Regions from separate parts of the Homo sapiens genome. Here all the other regions are linked to region 2. A link is a loop called in an ENCODE intact Hi-C map of the cell type or tissue named here. Cell type or tissue: PC-9. All regions are shown on one strand. Region 1 overlaps LOC105370307 (a long non-coding RNA gene). Region 2 holds the start of LOC112268106 (a long non-coding RNA gene). Region 3 has its middle 140 kb from the start of LINC00373.

Evidence for each region. Hi-C counts contacts between places; a loop is a spot of excess contacts. Peaks named below come from ENCODE experiments on the same cell type or tissue, not always from the same donor. Only the 100,000 strongest peaks of a DNase experiment are listed, where the experiment ranks them.
Region 1: a loop joins it to region 2, with 11 times the contacts of the local background. A loop is called at or near these places in 11 of 110 quality-filtered maps.
Region 3: a loop joins it to region 2, with 5 times the contacts of the local background. A loop is called at or near these places in 4 of 110 quality-filtered maps.

Annotation. Positions count from the first base shown.
Region 1 is chr13:89,062,652-89,070,651 of GRCh38, forward strand. All of the region lies in intron 2 of LOC105370307 (a long non-coding RNA gene), which reads left to right. Among named protein-coding and RNA genes, the nearest start is that of LINC00440, 170 kb to the right of the region's middle. In PC-9, CTCF peaks have their summits at 4,405 and 4,606; no DNase peak of the experiment used is centred here.
Region 2 is chr13:87,676,151-87,684,150 of GRCh38, forward strand. It overlaps SLITRK5 (SLIT and NTRK like family member 5), which reads left to right. Exons shown (of 2, transcript NM_001384609.1): 2 at 1-3,466. The coding sequence ends at 2,115. It overlaps LOC112268106 (a long non-coding RNA gene), which reads left to right and starts at 3,790. Exons shown (of 3, transcript XR_002957486.2): 1 at 3,790-3,952. RefSeq lists an enhancer at 386-928. In PC-9, a CTCF peak has its summit at 4,326; a DNase peak (open chromatin) is centred at 4,371.
Region 3 is chr13:87,994,171-88,002,170 of GRCh38, forward strand. No RefSeq gene overlaps it. Among named protein-coding and RNA genes, the nearest start is that of LINC00373, 140 kb to the right of the region's middle. In PC-9, no CTCF peak of the experiment used is centred here; no DNase peak of the experiment used is centred here.

The sequences.
Region 1 (8,000 bases), 1.4 Mb after region 2:
ACTACTTCCCTGAATAAACATATTAAAAATAAATCATAATAAATATATAGAACATATAAAGACATTTTCATATATTTTACTATAAAATATTAAAAACATGTTTAACATAAACATTAAATTTTAAATTTTATTTAGTTTTAAATTAAATAAACAAATTAAAAAGATAAACATTAAAAAGAAATCAATCAGAGCTTCTGAAATTGAAAAACTCACTTAAAGAATTTCCAAATACAGTTGAAAGCTTTTACAGTGCTTAGTTATTTCACCTGTGACAGCTTTATATTGTGTCAACTTGGTTAGGCTAAAGTATGCTTCCCAGAACTCCCTTTCCTTTAAGCTTCTGGTTAGAGTGGTCCACAGATATATTTTTCAGTGAGATTTCAGAGGAAGACTTGAAACAGAATATTTTTGTTGTTTTTGTCGTTGCTGTTGCTTTCTTTGCTTTCAGAAATGCAGTGGAAGTGCCTTTGTAACTCACACGTCACGTATCTGCTGGCTTACTTTTATTGGCATGGAACAGCAGCCATGAGTATAAATTCTCCATTTCACCCACATTCCTCCTTCAACTTAACTGACTCCTGAGCCAGATTTCTCTACAATTTCATGACATAGGTTGTCAGTTTCTCCTCTAGGAAAGTTATTTCACAAAGAACATAAGTAGAGGCAGCTGGCATGTGTTCTCCTGAGTTCCTGCTCTTACTTATCTTTTTTTAAGGGCCTGACCTGTGGACTTAAAGTTCCTTGTCAACTATAAAAACAACAGCTTTCATATACAATTGGGTGAGATCAAATCCCAGTAGCACCTTTACTATGTATACCTCCTACTGGTTCTTCCCTGGTTAAATCCTGACTGATAAAGCCTCCACCGGTGTAATATATCATTCTAGTTTACCACATTAATTATTTCAACAGAGTCATTGCTGTAAAATGTCACAGTTTGTTGGTAATGAGATCCTAATTCCCATTTCATTATCAGCATATCCAGCCACAAAATCCTATCATGGAATCTGGTTCATCATACCACTCATAGCACATGCTTTCTGATGAGCTTTCCTCAGAAATAATCTTTAATACAGACAATTGCCTATAGGAATTGTATTAATGAGTGCTTTCAAGGAAAATCACTGCAGTGGAATGAAGGAATCAGAACTGGGCAGAGTAAAAAAGTTTATATAGAGTGAGATTGCAACACAAGTCACAGTTCATCCCACAGGGAGATCTGGAGCTGGGACAGATCTTCAGATTATCAAGAATGGTGAAGAGTCTGAGATTTTACTGTATTTGCAAGCTAACAAGTTATTCCCTTACAGTTTTATTGAGGCTGGCAGAGACATGAGACTCCTTGGTCAGAGAACAAGCATTTTGCTATTCACAATGAACGTTATGAGCACTGGAATACTTGTGTCAGTTTTCCTTGCCAAGTTCCATGGGGCAATGCATTAGAAAAAGATGGATGGCTGCATATGAAGTAAGTTGAACTTAAGGAAATAAAATCTTATATACTGGCAATAAATATGCCTGTACATTGCTAGTGAAGGAGATACTATCTCTATCTTCCAAGACTTTAAATAAACCTTCCCTTTTTTCACAGAAAATTGTCCTATCTCTATCTTCCAAGTTAGTTCAATGTGCACATATCTTTAGCTAGTTAATGCCTCTGTTTGCAAGATGTGCAAATGAGATGGACTGCCATGAGGAATTGTCTCACCAAAAAGAGTTCTCATAGATGAGAAAAGGGGCTGGCCTTCGAAACCTTTTAATAACTAATCATTAGATACACACTGCCCTTTCAGCTGATTGAAATATCCGAGAGATACTCGACTGTGAGTCATTGACAGCTAACAGTTCTCTTGGCTAGGGGAATAGTAATTTGGTCTGGGAGCTGGGAGTCTTGTGTATTATCCTACAGCATGGACTACATGATGAGAACATGTCATTCTACAAACTATTATCATTTTGCCTTATCTTGTTAATTCATTAACCAAAGACCACACAGATATGTATCATCATATATCATCTGATGTTCCCTTTTATCTTTTTAATTTTATCCCTTTTATCTTCATTTTATCCTACTCACAGTTTGAATGCATGCCATTTAATTTGTAGATAGTTCTATTCTAGTGCATCTTCTTAGAATAGTTATTCTAGAATAGTTATTCTATTCTAGTGTGTCTTTTTATTTTGATAGTATGCAAGTTGTTAGAATAAACATTCTTTTCCTTGCTGCATCAAATAAACAGATGGCTGTTTTGAAACTGTGAAATATGAGCATAATTAAATAAATTCAGAGACAATCACGCGTTTACTTTTAGTTTCTAACATAGCTTTATCTATGCCTACAAATATATTTGATTTTCCAAATGATATTATCGACTTATTTTCATTTGTCAAATAGCTTAATCTAAACCAGACAATGAAATTTAATATGTTATAGAAATGTCTCACTGTAGTTGAGAGAAAAAATTACTGAAGACCCAAGTGTTTCTTAAAAACTTGGGGAAACTTCAATTTCCACGATTTTCACCGGTATTATATAACAGAGCTTCACAGTTACAATTTTTTTATTGCCAGATATGTTTGTACATTTGAATCATCATGGAGATGTTTTAAAAAACAGATTCTTAAATCAATAACAATTGAATATCGAAAAAGTACTCACATATTTTTTTTTATCAGGCCAGGAAGTATGTGTTTTTTCAAAAGTTCTTCAAGTAATTCTGATTATCAGTCAAGTCTTGGAAACATCAGATTACATGAATCAATCAAACTCTTATGTTACATGAACTATCATAACATACAGGATAATTTTAAGACCCTGTGTCAAGAAAGATCTCATAACATTTAAGACAAAAGGAGTGTCTACTTAGAAAATAATATTAATGATCATAAAACTTCTTGCCAAACGTTATCTAGAAAAGTAGCACCAGGGCCCAATGGAGGACATGTCCTATCCTTTAAAAAGATAAACAAGCAAAAAAATAAGTGGAGTTGGGGGGGCTACATTTTTATAAAATTGACAAATTTGGATAAATGTGAAATGGAAATATTCAAAATATTGATAATGTTTTCATTCATTAATTAGAGAAGGGCTGTTAATATAAGTAATGTTAAAAATTAATTCACTTTTGCTATATTCTTGAGTATTTCTGAGTCTGAATTAAAAAATAGTATTTACATTAATATTATTTGAAATACAGCTAGATGCAAAATATATATTAATCTAAGGCATGTTTATTATACTTCTACTATTTTTCTAGTTACTGAGTTAGTTACTATCAATACAATGTACAATATAAAAAATTCGAAAGGATCCCCTCATCCATTAAGCTAGACAAAAAAGGAAAAGGATTTTTGTTTGTTTTTGTTTTGATGTTGAGGAACTGACTTGCATAAGTACTTGCTTCATCCATTTAAGTCATTCTTAGATACTCCAGGGCAGGTTTCCTCAGAAACAGACTCAGAGACAGACAATAGCAGAAACTGTACTGAAGAGAACTTTCAGGAACATCACTATGATAAAATAAGGAAGTCAGTAATTTATCTTATTTTGGATTTTTTTCTCTAGACTAGATAATCTAAAATAAATAAATTCAGCCTGGAATAGGCTATAGGTAAGAGAGGCAATTCCATTTGGAGTGTGAAGGCCAGAGTCAATATTTTTCTGTTTTTTGATTTTTTTGTCAGACATATCATTATGTATTTTAATTTAGTTTTATTACGTTTAAAAACTGTCTCCTTTAAAAATACTGTTATGCAATTTTCTTTAAAAAATCAGACTAAAAATTAAATACATACACATATAAATGAATTAACAGCATGATTGTATAAACTCATGATATATTTTGTGTAAAAGAGACCTTTATATTATTTGAGATGTAAGGTAATTTACCAATTTACCTAATGGAAATATTTGATTGAAAAGCACATTAGAATATTTGTTTTTTTCCCCAAGAATATACATATTTGTGTATGAGAGATTTTATTAAAGACTATAAAAATTGAAATAAGAATTTTGTGTTTTGAAAATATTTTATATAAATAATAAATAATTGTTTTATAAAAATAAGAAAATTTTAAATATTCTGAGCAAAAGAGAATATTTTAGAAAGAACAAACATTATTATCTAAGATCCACAAACCTTCAGCCAAAACTAGTCATAAGTTTAGTGTAGCTATGCATTAGATATTGAGAAATCATAAAAATTTAATAATGAGAAATTTGTATTCACATTTCTCTGAGTTAATGATTCTCACTAACATATGCTATGATCAGGTAGTCTTAATTTGATATTTGCAATCATTGGCATTTAAATATTTTTGAACCTACTAAATACAGCCTACTCACAAGTTACGATAAAACTTCCTGCTTGGGTCAGAACTGAGGTTCCCTTCTGACTTCATGGTGTTAGGCAACACTGCCGCCTAGAGGTATTATGATTATTCCTAGTGGACAAGGTTTCTACTAGGAAAGGCTCAGAAAATAAATGTATTTACGCTTAAGCAATGTTAAGAACATGTTAAATGGATATGTAGCTACTTTATGTGACGTGTGAGATATCTAAGAACCCTATGAAAGAAGAAGTGGAAGTTTATTAACAATCGGAGTGCAAGCAAATACTGACAAGTACATGTTCTTAAGAAGTTCTGGTGAAAGTTGAACCAGGTTTGACTGTCAAAAGAAACAACGGCTTCTACATTGTGTGACTGACGTTGGGAATCGCCCTAATCGACTACTCCCTGATATGATTGTGCATTTTGTAAGGAAGGAGTCAGTTCTGTAAAAGAAAGAGCTTTCTTAGTATCAGAGTTTGCAACTTTTATGCTGCAACTTTACCTAAGGAGCAGTTTATCAGAATCTGGAAGGCAATTTATCACTAGATCAAAAGTGGAGAGTATCAGAGGTCAGTGGTAGAAAAAAGTTTGATTATCATTCAAGAGGAACACGAGGGTAAAATAGCAAAGATGAATAGTGGAGAAACTTCCACAATTGCAGGTGATGGATTTGTTTTCACTAGGACAATCCATGCCCAAAATATGTAAGAGAAATAATTTTTCATTAAGATTTACAGATGAATGGCAATTTTCCAAAAATGTTAACCTGGTTAGGGTAGTCTTGGAGAATATTCACTTTTTGACACCCAAAATAGAAAAAGTTCAAAATGCTGAAATTCAGCATAATACAAAATGTAATAGGAAATGTCTGTAGCTGATAGTCGATGGAGAAAAGGAAAGAGGTTACTTATTTTCTCAGAAGCATCACTGTGATTATTATTATTATAAAGTTCCCTAGAACCATACTGAGAAGTGGGAAATGTCCAAGGTCTTATTCATTATTTTAACATATACATCCTAAGTGTCTCCTACCTGTGAGGCTTCAAAAGGCAAGCAGACACATTATTTGCCCTATGTCACAGAGGAGATAGTAAATGAAACAATTAAATATTTTTAACTTGTCAAATATTGTTAGTGTTTGAAGTAAATGAACATGGTAATGTAATGTTTTGTTACCTCTGAGAAGTTATATTTAATTCTGAGACTTTAAGAATCTGAAGTCTAATGAGTGAATTAGGCAAAGGCAGACACTCAAACGATGGCCTAAGGATGGGAAGCAGATGAGAATTTGGTAAGAAGTGACAGAGGACCAGTGAGATTGGAATATAAGAGGGCGCTTTGGTTGACTTCGCTGAAGTTACAGTTCTAAACTCTCAGTTTTTTAAAACAATGAAAATTACTTGTAGGATTAAATATAGATTAAATGTAGAAACTAGGTCAATTGTATGTCTGATCCAAGATAGAGGCCTACTGTAGCCTATGCTATGATACCCATCTCTTCCCATTTTGGAACCCTCACTGAAGGTGTCGACACTAAGTGAGAGATGATGTTCTCCTGACCAAAGAAGAAAGAAAAGACTAACCTGAACCAGGTAATCCCATTTGAAAACCTATTTAAACTTCACTGGGATGCGGTGTACATCATATCTCTCCTTCCTCCAACTGAAGCTAACACACAAAACCAAGCTCAATATTGGGGTAGTGAAGTTATTTTTTTATAAAGAAAAAAGAGAACAATAAACTGAAATAATAATTCAATCTGTCACAGATGGAGAAGGTGATATGTTATTTGAAAAGGTAAGCAAATAATATTACTTAGAAAGTTTTGAAGCTATGGAAAGATTTTACACTTGAAAACCAAAGATGGGTATTAAAGAAAATGGCATAATATAATTTACATCACAAAATAGTAACCCAGATTAACATGTGAAGAATTTATTACAGTTAGGCAACCAGAAGAGCAGAGAAACTTGTTCGGTGACTGTGAAAGCACCCCCAAAACAAGGCAGCATAAACTAGGCTAGTGAAGCTTGAAAAAAATAGATGAATTTAAGATATACTTTTAAACTGGAATCCAAAATATTTCCTGAAATGTGCTTGATAGCATATTTCTTGAAGAAATATGTTAATTATATAGATTTCAGATCCACTTCTAGGGCTAAATCCTAGAAAAATCTAAGGAATTGAAGTCATCAAGACCTGTTAATCTGGGGTTCATGATGTCACTGAAAAGAGGATTTATTGAAACTCCTTATAATAAAACTTTAAACTCTTCTATTCTATTATCTCACCCCTGGCTGGATGCAGAGCTGCAGAAGATTAAGGGGAATTTAGTATGTAGAATTGCACTTACCTTTCCTATTTTCAGAGGTACATCTAACTCAAAGAGTTACCAGGTGCAGCTGAGGTTGAGAGTGAGACACATTAACGAAAACTTAGAGGAGTATGTGACAGTCAGGTTACTGAAGGCCAAAACCCCCAAATCCCTTCCAATATTTTATTCCTCAATCATTGTGGTCAACTTTATATACCCCAAGTATGAGATTGGAAAGATTCTTGCTTCAGAAATTTGCACTATACAAAGGAAGAAAGATTTCAAAAAGTACTGACAGTTGGGAATCAAAATATCGACAGTTGGCAGTCACTTTTCCCACAAAAATTGAAATGGCTGGATTTTTTTTCTCAATAACACTGGAGAAAGAAAGGTCCATCCGGTGAAACCATGGCTATACAAGTGCAGGAGGTTTGATTGCTTTGTTTAATAATTTGGAACAAATACTATTTAGTAGAAGAAGTACTAAACAGCCAAATAGACAAAGTAAACTGGTTGACTGACATTAGCAGTTTATGTCACTGGCCCCCCAAGTACTGGCACAATGAGCACATGAACAAAGTAGTCACGCTGAGAGAGATTGATTCTATATGTTGGCCCAACAACTTAGACTTACTGATGCAACTATGATTAATGCCAATTGTATAATCTGCTAGCAACAAAGAACAATGTTGTGCCTATAATTTGAATAGGTATCACAGGCTTGAAACCTCAATAGGCACTTGATGGCAGGTTAACTATGTTGGTCACCTTGCATTCTGAAAAAGTCAGAAATGTGTTCTCACAAAACTAGACACATATTATGAATATCAGTTTGCCTTATCTGCCCATAGAACTTCAGTTAATATCACCATGTTAAGGATTAGTCCTTGTTTATCCCATGGACATGGGGTGCCACATAATCAGATCAGTGGACCCACTATACAGTGGTAAGGTTTTAGGATGGCTCATGTCCCTGGGATTTACTGACAGTATCACATCCACACTACTCAGAAGCTTCTGGACTTCTGAGTGTTGGATTGCCTTATTGAAAGCACAGATAAGCTCCAACTCAGAGGCAATACTCAATTAGGATATACTGCCGTTGTCTATGCAGTATATTAAATGAAATGAAAATCCATGTATTAAATGAAAGATTGCTGCTGTGGTTTGAATGTTTGTATCTCCCCTAAATCCATTTGTTAAAATCTAACCCCAATGTGATTTCACTAAGATGTGGGCCTTTAGGAGGTAATTAGATCGTGTTGATGAAGCCCTATGAATGGAATTAGTGCTCTTATGAAAAAGACCAAAGGGAGCTAATTGGCTCATTCCACCATGTGAGGATGCAGCAAGA
Region 2 (8,000 bases):
TATTCAGCCCTGGTGGGGGATGTAGTTTGTGAGACCCCCTTCCGCTTACACGGAAGGGACTTGGACGAGGTATCCAAGCAGGAACTTTGCCCAAGGAGACTTATTTCTGACTACGAGATGAGGCCGCAGACGCCTTTGAGCACCACGGGGTATTTACACACCACCCCGGCGTCAGTGAATTCTGTGGCCACTTCTTCCTCTGCTGTTTACAAACCCCCTTTGAAGCCCCCTAAGGGGACTCGCCAACCCAACAAGCCCAGGGTGCGCCCCACCTCTCGGCAGCCCTCTAAGGACTTGGGCTACAGCAACTATGGCCCCAGCATCGCCTATCAGACCAAATCCCCGGTGCCTTTGGAGTGTCCCACCGCGTGCTCTTGCAACCTGCAGATCTCTGATCTGGGCCTCAACGTAAACTGCCAGGAGCGAAAGATCGAGAGCATCGCTGAACTGCAGCCCAAGCCCTACAATCCCAAGAAAATGTATCTGACAGAGAACTACATCGCTGTCGTGCGCAGGACAGACTTCCTGGAGGCCACGGGGCTGGACCTCCTGCACCTGGGGAATAACCGCATCTCGATGATCCAGGACCGCGCTTTCGGGGATCTCACCAACCTGAGGCGCCTCTACCTGAATGGCAACAGGATCGAGAGGCTGAGCCCGGAGTTATTCTATGGCCTGCAGAGCCTGCAGTATCTCTTCCTCCAGTACAATCTCATCCGCGAGATTCAGTCTGGAACTTTTGACCCGGTCCCAAACCTCCAGCTGCTATTCTTGAATAACAACCTCCTGCAGGCCATGCCCTCAGGCGTCTTCTCTGGCTTGACCCTCCTCAGGCTAAACCTGAGGAGTAACCACTTCACCTCCTTGCCAGTGAGTGGAGTTTTGGACCAGCTGAAGTCACTCATCCAAATCGACCTGCATGACAATCCTTGGGATTGTACCTGTGACATTGTGGGCATGAAGCTGTGGGTGGAGCAGCTCAAAGTGGGCGTCCTAGTGGACGAGGTGATCTGTAAGGCGCCCAAAAAATTCGCTGAGACCGACATGCGCTCCATTAAGTCGGAGCTGCTGTGCCCTGACTATTCAGATGTAGTAGTTTCCACGCCCACACCCTCCTCTATCCAGGTCCCTGCGAGGACCAGCGCCGTGACTCCTGCGGTCCGGTTGAATAGCACCGGGGCCCCCGCGAGCTTGGGCGCAGGCGGAGGGGCGTCGTCGGTGCCCTTGTCTGTGTTAATTCTCAGCCTCCTGCTGGTTTTCATCATGTCCGTCTTCGTGGCCGCCGGGCTCTTCGTGCTGGTCATGAAGCGCAGGAAGAAGAACCAGAGCGACCACACCAGCACCAACAACTCCGACGTGAGCTCCTTTAACATGCAGTACAGCGTGTACGGCGGCGGCGGCGGCACGGGCGGCCACCCACACGCGCACGTGCATCACCGCGGGCCCGCGCTGCCCAAGGTGAAGACGCCCGCGGGCCACGTGTATGAATACATCCCCCACCCACTGGGCCACATGTGCAAAAACCCCATCTACCGCTCCCGAGAGGGCAACTCCGTAGAGGATTACAAAGACCTGCACGAGCTCAAGGTCACCTACAGCAGCAACCACCACCTGCAGCAGCAGCAGCAGCCGCCGCCGCCACCGCAGCAGCCACAGCAGCAGCCCCCGCCGCAGCTGCAGCTGCAGCCCGGGGAGGAGGAGAGGCGGGAAAGCCACCACTTGCGGAGCCCCGCCTACAGCGTCAGCACCATCGAGCCCCGGGAGGACCTGCTGTCGCCGGTGCAGGACGCCGACCGCTTTTACAGGGGCATTTTAGAACCAGACAAACACTGCTCCACCACCCCCGCCGGCAATAGCCTCCCGGAATATCCCAAATTCCCGTGCAGCCCCGCTGCTTACACTTTCTCCCCCAACTATGACCTGAGACGCCCCCATCAGTATTTGCACCCGGGGGCAGGGGACAGCAGGCTACGGGAACCGGTGCTCTACAGCCCCCCGAGTGCTGTCTTTGTAGAACCCAACCGGAACGAATATCTGGAGTTAAAAGCAAAACTAAACGTTGAGCCGGACTACCTCGAAGTGCTGGAAAAACAGACCACGTTTAGCCAGTTCTAAAAGCAAAGAAACTCTCTTGGAGCTTTTGCATTTAAAACAAACAAGCAAGCAGACACACACAGTGAACACATTTGATTAATTGTGTTGTTTCAACGTTTAGGGTGAAGTGCCTTGGCACGGGATTTCTCAGCTTCGGTGGAAGATACGAAAAGGGTGTGCAATTTCCTTTAAAATTTACACGTGGGAAACATTTGTGTAAACTGGGCACATCACTTTCTCTTCTTGCGTGTGGGGCAGGTGTGGAGAAGGGCTTTAAGGAGGCCAATTTGCTGCGCGGGTGACCTGTGAAAGGTCACAGTCATTTTTGTAGTGGTTGGAAGTGCTAAGAATGGTGGATGATGGCAGAGCATAGATTCTACTCTTCCTCTTTTGCTTCCTCCCCCTCCCCCGCCCCTGCCCCACCTCTCTTTCTCCCCTTTTAAGCCATGGGTGGGTCTAACTGGCTTTTGTGGAGAAATTAGCACACCCCAACTTTAATAGGAAATTTGTTCTCTTTTTCCGCCCCTCTCCTTCTCTCCTCCCCTCCCCTCCCTTCTCATTCCTTTTCTTTGTTTTTAAAGGATGTGTTTGTATGCATTCTGGACATTTGAATTAAAAAAAAAGTATTGTGATCCTGTAAAGGATCACCATAGATGTGGACAAATCATTAAAATTACAGAGCTATATGATCCATAATTGATTAGTCAAAATAACTTATTGATGAAATATACAAATATTTTATTGTAGCACCTATTTTTATATGCACATTTAGCATTCCTCTTTCCTTCACTATTTAGCCTATGATTTTGCAGAGGTGTCACACTGTATTAGGATCTGCATTTCTAAAACTGACGTGGTATCAGGAAGGCATTTTCAATCATTCAAAATGTGGAGAATTTAATGGCTAAATCTTTAAAAGCCAATGCAACCCACCCAATTGAATCTGCATTTTCTTTTAAGAAAACAGAGCTGATTGTATCCCAATGTATTTTAAAAAATAGGGCAATTGATTGGGCCATTCCGAGAGAATTGTTTGCAAGTTTTGGGTTTTATTAGAAAATATTTGAAAGTATTTTTATTAATGAACCAAAATGACATGTTCATTTGACTACTATTGTAGCCGATTTTCGATTGTTTAACCAAACCCAGTTGCATTTGTACAGATCCACGTGTACTGGCACCTCAGAAGACCAAATCATGGACTGTACAAGTCTCTATACAATGTCTTTATCCCTGTGGGCAGCAAGCAATGATGATAATGACAAACAGGATATCTGTAAGATGGGGCTACTGTTGTTACAGTCTCATATGTATCCCAGCACATGTAATTTTTTAAATAGTTTCTGAATAAACACTTGATAACTATGTCAAATATGAGGGATGGAAGTAATGATTACTTAAGGTGCAAAAGACTTAACTATGTGTGATTGATAGAATCTCCATCATTAACAATTTAGGAAATAGTTCCTAAACTTTATTCCTAATACAAAATGTGTTTCCCCTAATTAGCAAAATTGTAAAGTATATAGTATATATATAGTATATAGTATATATAGTATATAGTATATATATAGTATATAGTATATATATAGTATATATATAGTATATATAGTATATATGTATATATATAGTATATATAGTATATATATAGTATATAGTATATATATAGTATATAGTATATATATACTATATATAGTATATATATATATAACATACATGACATATATAAGTAATTTATTCCTTTGTTGGTTCAGGGAAGTATGATTTTCTAAATGTGTCGCTTAATGTGTTTATTAATGCAGTTTCAATTATATACACTCTTTCCTTACTGAAGTATTCATCTACTACGTGGAGCATGGTAAGTAATATATCGCATATTCACTTTTCTCTTAATACAATGTAATTGTCATATCAGTATTATTTATTCAGTCTACAGTTTTCCATAGTTTTCATATTTTTAATTTGTGTAAAACTACCTTCAACAGTTATGATGGATTCCTTATCTAAAGTTGATCAGTATTCTAAATGCTCAAAATGGTGTATATGAGCTCGTCATCTTTGAATAAGGTTTTCTAGTGAGTTTAGACACAATTTAAGGATAAGAAATGTTTCAATTATGTGCTTCATTGCTATAGGTGGATCTCCCCATAGTTTCACCTGGAATTTGTACAATATCAAGGGCTGTTCATGAACTTTGTGTTTAAAGAACAATTTCCATGGCATTCTGCCACAAAGAGGCAGCATTCACCCATGAGAAAATTGACAGTAACTACTTGAATTCAGGTTGAACAGGTGGTACCAGTTTCCCGGAGGATTAAAAAAAAAACAAATTGTAATGCTACATTGACCAAGTACAGTAAGCTGTTCATATTCTTTGCAACATTTTCCTTTCTAATTTTTTTTTCAAAGGGGAAAGGAATAAGCTTAATAATGTCATGGTATTATCATGAAGAAAAGTGCATTGCTTGCTCTTCATCTACCTCCTCTATATTAGATCCAAGATTAGAAAAGAAAAAAAAAATACTAGCATTTGACTTCAAAATTGAGATTGGTATTATTCTTCACAGCAGCAGGAAGTTATTTTTTTAATGTCAGTATCACTTCCTCAACCTTATTATATATAGATATGACAGTTTTATAAATTATAAAATATAAATGTAAAGTGGAATCCTCCATGTAACTTAGTTTTATTTCTTAATTGGTGCATAAAATAAAAAGATAAGAATTACATAAAATTAATGACTTAGTTCTGGGCAATATAAGTAACTTTCAAAGAAAGTTTAGTGATGTATTTTTCAAAGATTTACAAAATTTTATTGTAAAACCAGCATTATTTTACATCATTTTGTCACATATACTCCCTTTAGGTGGTTCATTTCTATCTTACTCTTCCTAAGATGTCCAATATTTTATTTTAATCTTCAAAATAACATTTATAGATTGATTTTTAGAAGTTCCCCTTAATTTTTATATTATATTTTCCCACTGTGTTAAGAAAATAAAAGTAAATTCATCCTGACTTTCATAAATGTGAAAAATTTTTTATCATCTCAGAATCATGAAACTGCACAGAATTAAAAAATGAATCATTTTTCTCCTACCAACGTCTTCCTGCTAATACATTAACTCATAAATTAGAATATAGGTTGTATAGTGTTGAATATTTGATTTTTGTTGATTTAAGTTGCTCACTGAGTAGATAATTGGAATGGGCATATCAGTAGTATATGACTGGAGTAAGAAAATTCTCTTCACAGAATTTTGAGGAAGAAAATATGTAATGTTTCAGGCACCAATTAAATTTGGATGCACACTAAGCTTACTCTTTGTGCTTGTTCGATTTAATATGTTGCATAAATCTCATATATTTAGAGGTAGATATTACAAAATATTATTTCTATGTCTATGTGATTATAATGTAAATACTTAAATTATATAAGAAAAAATAAACATATTCCAAGAAAATGTAGATAATTTGAATGCTAATATAAAAAATCATTTACAGCTAAACTATTGATTGAAGTTGTAAGTTAAACCACCTTAGCATAGATAGCCGACTTGGAACATGTCTTCTGTTTAGTGAAGATTATCACCTTTACACATGAAAAGTGGAAATTTTTGACAAATTTCCTGGGAACTCAAGTCTGTTCCTCACCACTGTTTCCTCAATACTAGTAAGAAAATCAAACTAGTTTGTAATGAGAACATCCACACGTACTGTGAAAAAAGTTACCATTTAAGAATTTAATCCAAGATCGCAGTTTCTGGCCTTAGGTATTAGTTATATTTGTGTTACTACCTTGTTTTGTTGGCAAAATATTCAAATTAATATTCATTATTTTCTTTTTCTATTCTATTATTTCTTGTTTCCTTACATCTGCTCCTTCCCTCCTTTCTCTTTTTTATCTTTTTTCTTCATTATTTTTCAATAAGGCAAGGGAAAGAGTGAACATAGTTTAGTCCTAGTTTGAAATGCCAAAATCTGGCTATTTAATTTGAAGAGTTCCATCGATGGTTCCCAAAGTCACATGACTCCAGATTAATGATAACATAGCAAATCACAAATATTCTGTCAATTCATTTGGAAATGTGCTCTTCTTGCACTTTTCAGATGGCTCCAATTTAAGATATTTGCAGGCATGGCAAGATACCTGGAATGACTACTTTTAAGAATAAATTTTACACTAAGAAAAAGGAACTAGGAACATCAAAGCAACAGATTTAAATACTAGAACCAGGCACAGTTAATTAATTAATTTTCAAAGAGAATAAAATGTTGCAAAAGTATAAACTGTACCATATTAACAGTTTTATTTATGCATAAGTTTCTACAAACCCTTTGAGATTCTCCACTATTGCAAATAAATATGTGAGAATAAAATTAAAGTAGTTGGATAGACATTAGTCATGTGCCTAAAAATAATTGTCTAACATCTATATCCTCATAAACTTTATATCCATTGATATTGCAGCTGTACATTATAATTATTAATTTCAATTCAATGTAATGCCTTTCTATGACTAACCATATATATTTCCATGAATATATGTAGCATGTATATGACATACAAAAATAGATGGATTATCAAGGAGTTATTACACACACATTTTTCCCAAGTTTTTTTACATTTTAATATTTTCAAGGATTTCAAATTATACTCTTATTTTAATGTTTTAGGAATGTTAGATTGGGGACAGAAAATTTGATGCAGTAAAATTTTTGAATGTGACAATAATACAGTACTTTTCTTTTCTTCCTCCGGTTTTAGCAGACCATGGCTTACTAGCACAGGTCAAATACTTCTGGTGTTAATTGTACTAGCATTATAAAAACTGTACTAGTATTAAAAGAACAACATTTAACTCCAAGTTTGAGAGATTTAGACTATTTCCTAAAATAATTTCTGAAGATTAAAATAGAAATATTTTATAGAAAGTTGATGTAATGCAAATATAAAATAATTTGATTTTTTAGAGATCTAAACAAAATGTTATGATATATTGCACAATGCTAAGTATGTCAGATCCATTTTTATTAGATGTTAGTAGAGTCATTTTATACAAGAAAGTAATAGTCAAGTAATAGTCATAGAGATATGTTGAATGGAAATCTTCCACTGAGGTTTTTTTTTTTTTTTTTTTTTGGCATCTTTATTAGTAATCATGAAGAAATATTGTACATTTCTATTATAAAATAAACATGTATATACTTTAAAATTTCATGTTTCTAAAAGTAGAAGTTATGAACCATTGTTTTGAAGGATATTTTTCATTTTTGTTGTTTTTAATTTTAGTTTAACATATGCACAGATGACATTGTGGCTTTATTTTGAAGACTCATTTATACCTGGTCCACATTGACAAACTTATTTGCGATTTGTATATTTAAATAATTTTTTCAAGATATTAACATACAAGTTCAATTCTTTCTTGATTGTAATACTTCAATATTTAATCATATTTATATTCATATATATTTATGCGAGCAGCAAAATTCTGTGGTTTTTGGTGTTCTGGAGTGTACATATTTTAGATTTTTACTGACAAATTAATTTCTACTACTAGTGATCATTTCTAGCATTCTCAACTAACACACTTTTCAAAAATCTTATTGTATACTTCATTAAAAACAATACATAATAATGGATATTGAAACCAAAATTTCTGCATATTTTCAATTTAGTACCTGCCTATTGAAACAAAATCTGAAGGGTGTCAGTAATCCTAGGTTAACTGATTAGCAAATTTCTTTTAGGATACTATAATACTCTGACTAGCATGTTTCATGCATGAAAAGTTCATCGGTGATATGCAGACTACAGTTTTAAATATTAAATTTAAAAATTGATATATAAAAATGAAAACTTGACCAATAAATATATCTCACCTGTAATAATATATTTACA
Region 3 (8,000 bases), 320 kb after region 2:
AGAATATTTCAGAAAAAGGCTAAATGATGATTTCGAATATACTATCCTTCTACAATAGTTGTTCTGGTGAAATCCTTTAGTGCAATAAAATATTATCTGTGACACATATTTTGATAATGATTATATATACATTCTGGTGGTTTCCTTTTTAAAATTTATATAAATTTATGAGGTACAGGTTTAATTTTGTTAAATGCATAGATTGCACAGTGGTGAAGTCAGAGCATTTAGGGTATCCATCACCCAAACTGTGTACATTCTACCCATTAAGTAGTTTTTCATCCTCTACCTGCCTCCCACACCCTCGCCCTTCCAAGACACTATTGTCTATCATTCTACACTCTACATCCACGTGCACTCATTATTTAGCTCCAAATTGTAACTGAAATAAGCCATTTTTGTTTTTCTGTGTCTTGCCTGACTCACTAAAATAATGGCTGCCAGTTCCATTCATGGTGTACAAAATACATGATTTCATTATTTTTAAAACTGAGTAGTATTCCATTATATATATGTATCACATTTTATTTATCCAATCATGGTTTGATGAACACTTAGGTTGATTCCATATGTTCACTATTGTGAATAATTCTGTGATCAACATAAAAGTGCAGTTTTTTTTTACAATGATTTCTTTTCCTTTGGGTAGATAAGTAGTAGTGGGAGTGCTGAATTGAATAGTAGTTGTATTTTTAGTTCTTTGAGAAACATCAATAATGCTTTCTATAGATGTTGCATTAATTTACATTCTAACCAACAGTGTATAAGCATTCCCTTGTCTACACATTCTTGACAACATCTTTTTTTGAAATTATTATTAATGATGGTCTTCCTGACTGGAGTAAGATGATGCATCATTGTGGTGTTAACTTGCATTTCCCTGATTATTAGTGATGTTGAACATTTTTTCATATATCTGCTGGACATTTGTATGTCTCCTTTTGAAAAGTGTCTATTCAGGTCCTTGCCCATGTTTAAATGAGGTTACTTATTTTTTCTGAGATCCCTGTATATTCTGGATATTAGAACCTTGTTGGATGCACATGTGGTAAATATTTTATCCTATTCTACAAGTTGGCTGTCAACTATATTGAATGTTTCTTTTGCTGTGCAGAAGATGTATAGTTTTATTTAGTCCTATTTGTTGATTTTTGTTTTTGTGGACTGTGATATTGAGGTCTTACCTATGAATTTGTTGCCTAGACCAATGTCTAGCAGAGTTTTCCCTAAGTTTCCTTCTAATATGTTTATAGTTTCAGGTCTTACATTTTACTCTTTGATAGATCTTGCTTTGGATTTTTTATATGGTGAGAGATTGGGGTCCTGTTTCATTCTTCTGCATAAGGCCATCCAATTTTCCCAGCACTGTTTATTGAAAAGGGTGTTCTTTCCCCAATGTATGTTCTTGTAACTTTGGTATATATAAGTTGGCTGTACATATTGTCTTTATTTCTGGGTTCTCTATTCTGTTCCATTAAGCTATAAGTCGATTTTCATGCCAGTAACATGATTTTGTGGTTACTTATAGCATTGTTAAGTCAGGAAATGTGATGCCTCCAGATTTACTCTTTGTGCCTAGAATTGCCTTGGTTATTCCAAGCTCTTTTTTGCTTCATAGGAACTTTAGGATTGTTTTTTGCTTTCTGTGAAAAATAATATTGTTATTGTGATAGGAATTGCATTACATCTATAGATTGCATGAGGCAAAATGTTCATTCAAAAATATCGATTTTTTCAATCCATGAGCATAGGATGTTTTTCCATTTGTTCGTGTCATCTACAATTTCTGTCATCAGTGTTTCTGTTTTCTTGTACAGATCTTACACCAGTTTGATTAATTACATTCTTAGGTATTAAATTTTTGATAGCTATTGTAAATAAGATTGTCTTCTTGATTTTATTCTCAGCTGGATGATTATTGGTGTATAAAAATGTGACTAATTTTTGTACATGATTTTGTAACCTGAAACATTGTTGAAGTCTTTTATTATTATTATTATTATTATTATTATTAGATCTAGGAGCCTTTGGGCAGAGTCTATGGAGTTTTCTTGTTTCCATTTCATTCAGGTTAGTTCTGATTGTGTTTAATTTATTTTTTCTGCTAGCTTTGGGGTTAGTTTGCTTTTGCTTTTCAAGTTTGGCTAGGTGTGATATTAGCTTGTTTATTTGAGCTCTTTCTAATTTTTTAATGTAAGTGTTTAGCATTATTATCTTTTCTCTTAACACTGCTTTAGCTGTGTCTGAGAGATTCTGATACGTGGTGTCTTTGTTTTCATTAGTTTCAAAGAATTTCTTGATTTCTGCCTTAATTTTATTATTTACCCAAAATTCAGGAGCAAATTGTTTAACTCCCATATAATTGTATGGTTTTCAGAGATTTTCTTAGTCTGATTTCTGTTTCTATTGCACTGTGGCCCCGTGGTGTTGGTATGATTTTTTTTTAATTTTTAATTTGTTGAGAATTGCTTTATGGCAAGTATAAGATAAATTTTAGAGTATGTGCCATTTACAAATGAGAAGAACGTGTATTCTGTTTTTGTTATGTGGATTGTTCTGTAGTTGTCTCTTAGATCCATTTGGTCTAGTAACTAGTTTAGGTCCCAAATAGCTTTGTTAGTATTCTTCCCTGATGATCTGCCCAATACATTTGCTGGGGAGTTGAAGTCTCTCACTATTACTGAGTGGTAATGAAAGTCTCTTTGCCAATCTCTAAGATTTTGTTTTATCAATCTATGTGCTCCAATGTTGGGTGCATATATATTTAGGATAGTTAAGTCTTCTTGTTGAACTGAATTTTTTATCATTATATAGTGTCCTGCTTTGTCTTTTTTGATTGCTGTTGGTTTAAAGTTGATTTTGTCTAAAATAAAAATAGCAAGCCCTGCTTTTTAAAAATTTCCTATTGCTTGATATATCTTTCTCCATCCTTTTACTTTGAGCCTATGGGTGTCCTTCCATGTGAGATGGATCTCTTGAAGACAGCCTAGAGTTGGGTCTTGCTTCTTTATCCAACTTGCCACTCTGTACCTTTTAGGTAGGATGTTTAACCTATTTATACTTAAGTCTAATATTGACATGTGCAGATTTGATTGTCATCATGATGTTAGCTGTTTTTACATGTAGACTTGATTGGGGATTTGTTTTATAATATCGATGGTCTATATACCTGACTGTGCTTTTGTGATGGCTGGAAATGACCTTTCATTTCCGTGCTGCATGCTACCTTAAGGACCTCTTGTTATACAGGCCTGTTGGTAAGGAATTTGATTAGAATTTGCTTGTCTGAAAAGAATTGTATTTCTCCTTTACTCAAATTCTTGGTTGGAGTTTTCTTTTCCTTAAGGATGCTGAATATAGGCCCCCAATCTCTTCTGTCTTGTAAGGTTTCTGTTGAAAGATCTGCTGTTGGCCTGATGAGGTTCCCTTTGTAAGTAATCTGCCCCTTCTTTCTATTTGCCTTTCATATTTTTTCTTTTGTTCTGACCTTGAAGAATCTCATAACTGTGTGTCTTGGGGATGGTCTTTTCATTTAGTATCTTGTGGGGGTCCTTTGAACTTCCTGAATTTGCATGTCAATCTCTCTCGGGGGTGGGGGTGCAGTTTTTGTGGGCAGTATCCTCAAATAGAATTTCCAGGCTACTTGTTCTCTCTCCCTCTCTTTCAAGAATGCAAATGATTTGTAGATTTGTTATCTGTACATAATCTCATATTTCTCAGGAGTTTTGTTCATTTTTAAATTATTTTTTCTAATTTTTTTTTCTGACTGAGTTAATTTGAAGAACCAGCATTCAAACTCAGAAATTCTTTCCTCAGCTTGGTCTACTATGCTGCTAAAACTTTAAATTTTGTTATGAAATATTTGTAGTGAGTTTTTCAGTTCAATCAGCTCAGTTCAGCTCCTCATTAAAATGGCTATTTTATCTTTCTTCTCTTGAAACATTTTACTGGTGCTTTGGTGTGGGTCTGTTTTCCCACCCAAATGTCATGTTGAATTGTTTTGCCTTGAAGGCATTTCAGAGACCTTCATGGCAGACCCTCCCATCACAGGCCAAGAGGCCTAGGAGTAAAGAATGGTTTCATGGGCCAGGCCGGTGGTGTCACTGCCCTGTGCAGCATCAGGACACTACTGCCTGCATCCCAGTCACTCCAGCTCCAGCCATGGCTAAAGGGACCTACATACAGCACAGGCCACTGCTTTAGAGGGTGCAAGCCATAAACCTTTGTGGTTTCCATGTGGTGGTAAGCCTGTGGGTGCACAGAATGCAAGAGTTGAGGCTTGGGATCCTTTGCCTATATTTTGGAGGATGTATGGAAAATCCAGAATGTTCAGGCAGAAGCCAGCTGCAGGGATGGAGCCATCATGGAGAACCCACAGTAGAACAGTGAGGAGGGGAAGTGTGAGGTTGGAGCCTCTACACAGAGTACCCACTGGGGCACTGCCTAGTGGAGCTGTAAGAAAAGGGCCACCATTCTCCAGACCCTGGAATGGTAGAGTCACTGACAGGTTGCACTATGTCTCTGGAAAAATTACAAGTGTTCAACAGCAGCCCATGACAGCAGCTATGGGGACTGAACCCTGCAAAGCCACAGGGGCAGAGCTGCCCAAGGCCTTGGGAGCCCACCCCTCACACCAATGAATTCTGGATGTGGAGCATGAATTCAAAGGAGATTATCCTGGAGCTTTACAGTTTAGTGACTTCCCTGCTGGGTTTCAGACTTGCACGGGGCCTTTAGCCCCACCCCCTTTTTTTTTTGGCTGATTTTTCCCTTTTAGAATGGGAATATTTACCTACTACCTTACCCCCATTATATCTTGGAAGTAACTAATTTTTTATTTTACAGGCTCAGGACAGAAGGAACTAGTCTCATCTCAGATGAGACTTTGGACTTTGGAATTTTTGAGTTAAGGCTGGAATGAGTTAAGACTTTGGGGGACTGTTGTGAGAAGGACATGAGATTTGAGAGGGGCCAACGGAGGAAATAATACGGTTTGGGCCTGTGTCCTTGCCAAAATCTCATGTCAAATTTTAATCCCCAATATTGGAGGCAGGGTCTGGTTGGAGGCGATTGGATCATGGGAGCAGAATTCCCCCCTTGGTGCTGTTCTTGTGATAGAGAGTGAATTCTTATGAGATATGGTCATTTGAAAGTGTCTGGCAACTCCCCTGCTCTCTCACTTCCTCCTGCTCTGGCCATGTGAAGTGCCGGCTTCCCCTTCACCTTCTGCCATGATTGTAAATTTCCTGAAGCCTCCCAAGAAGCTGAGCAGTTGTTGCCATGCTTCCTGCACAGCCTGCAGAATCATGAGCCAATTAAACCTATTTTCTTTATAAATTACCCCAGCCTAAGTTATTTTTTACAGCAATGTGAGAACTGACTAATACAACTGGATTCCATAGAATCCTTGGAATTTGTTTCAACATTCTTCTGAATCTCAAGGATCTTAATTGCTATCCAGACTCCAGATTCTATGTCTTTTACTTCAGCTATTTCCTTCTGATTAATAACCATTGCTGGAGAGCTGTTGTGGTGTTTGGAGGTAAGAAGACACTCTGGCTTTTAGAGTTGCCAGAATTCTTGCACTGGTTCTTTCTCATCTCTGTGGACCAATGTTCCCTTTACCTTGGTGTAATTTGAGCACAGTCAGTTGGCTTCACTTCTACATGTTTTCAGAGGGCCAAGGCTTTGTGCAGCATCTTTATTTTTGGCTGAATTTGTGTCCCTGGTCTCACAGGGGGATATAGTAATCTAAGTATTTTTTGTTGTTGAAGTTTGGGCTGTGATGCAGTAGATGGCGGTAAAGCAAAATGCCCTTTAGGTAGGCTTTTGCTCAGCCATGTAGCTCTTCTGTATTTCCTCCTGTTTGTAGCCATGCTTCTCCTCAGGGCTCTGAGAGTGTGAACTCCTCTCTTACTTGAGTGCTGGCTACAGATCTTAGCTTGTCACTCTTGGGCTGTGCACCACAGCCATGGGGCAAGCTCAGGCTTTTTTCCCTCTCAAGCTTGGGGGAAGCAGGGACTAGGACTTTGGTAGTGGTAATGGGAGAAGGCCTTTTCCTTGTCTCTTGGAGCTCCACCCTAGAGCAATGAAGAGCATCTGCCAGTGGGAACAATCAGCCCAGGGCATGGTGGCTGCATTTCAGGCCCAAGCCAGGGGTCCCTGCCTGGTGAAGAGCAGGGGGTTGGGGACTCACTGAGAAGAGAGACTCATCTCAATTCCCTGTGGTGACTAGCATGCTGGAGGTATGAGTAAAGCACTCAGGCTGCTTGTTTCTTCCCCCGTTAGAGGGCAGTAAGGGCATTACTGCTGCATTGGCAGTGGCAGAAGGGAGGGGGATTGTCTCTAATATTTACTCCTCAGACAAATGCAGAACACGCACCAACTGATATGCTGTGCCTTGGCAGGGGCAGGGCAGCTGCGCTAGGGGGCCAGGTTGAGAGACCCTGGCCACTGAGGAGTTACAGGATCAGGGGTTCACGTGCAACACAGCCTGGCCACTTTTCTGGAGGGCAGCTGTGTTGTGCTGGAGGCCTGCAATAGTCCTTCATCTCTCTGCTCCCTATGGAACCTGAAGGCAGTTGGGTTGGGGGCTGCAGCAGCAGCAAAAATGTCAGACCTGTGTTTTACTTCTGGGAGTTCTGTCCCACGGAAATGCAGAACTGCCACAGGCCTAAGAGCTCAGGCAGCTTGGGGTGGCTGTGCTAAAGTCCTAGGCCAATTGTCTTTGTCTAATGAGGTGTAGCAGAGGCCAAGCCTGCAGACCATTTTCTCCTCAGCACCATGGATGGGCCCCTTTCCTGGGGAGTGTGAAAAAGCCTGGCCTCCATTGTTGGTAGAGCTACAGTCACTGGTGTCAAGGTGCTCAGGGGTCCAAGGCACCTGGGACTCTGTGTGTCTTAGTGGAGGCTCTGCTCGTACTCCATGTAGCATTCTCTGTCACTCTGGAGGTCCCAGGGAGGGAAGAGGATCAGGGGAGATTTCCTATGCCCAGGTTTGCAAAGGCCTGTGGCAGAAGTGTGTCTGTGAGAAGAGCCAGGCGCTCTTGCTCACTCACCATTTCCCTATGGTAGGGAGCCTCCCTTTGTTCCATGCCAATCCCAGGTGGGTGGCTGTCCTATCTCACTTCTCTGTTCTCCGTGGGTCCTATTGCTTCCTTAATGAATCACAAAGTGCTCTTCTGGACAATTCAGTTCAAAAAATAGTGTTTACTCACCACACTCTCTCCTCTCTCTGGGAGTGGCACACACTAGCTGCTTCTAGTCAGCCATCTTCTGGCCTATATCACTTGAAGGCATGTTTCTTCTATGCTTAAGTTGTTGAGGGTGTTTAGCATGAAGACACACAGGATTTCATCAAATGCTTTTTTTACATCTATTGGGATGCTCATATGAGTTTTGTACTTAATTTTGTTTATATAATGTTCATATTTATTGATTTGCATATGTTGAATTATCTTTGCATTTCTGGTATAAAACCCATTTGATTGTCGTGTATTATCTTTATGATACACTGTTGAATTTGATTGGATAGTATTTTGGTGAGGGTTTTGCATCTATGTTAATCAGGAATATTGGTCTGCAGTTTTCTTCTTTCATTGTGTGCTTGTCTGATTTTAGTATAAAAGAGATATTGGCCTTGTAGAATAAGTTAGGGATAATTCTCTCTTTGCTGTTTTTTTTTTTTTTTTGTGACAATTTCAGGAGGATTTCTATTAGTTCTTCTTTGCATATTGGTAGAATAATTCAGCTGCTAATCCATCTCTTCCTGGGCTTTTCTTTGTATGGAGATTTTTAAAAACTGATACAGTCTCACCACTCATTATTATTGGTCTATTCAGGTTTTCTATTTCTTTTTGATAAATCTTAAAAAGTGGTATGTTTGGGGAATTTTTCTGTTTCCTCTAGGTTTTCCAGTTTGTGAGCATAGAGTTGGTAATAGTCTCTGATGATCTTTGTATTTATGTGGTATCAGTTGTAATGTCTTTTGTTATATTTGAT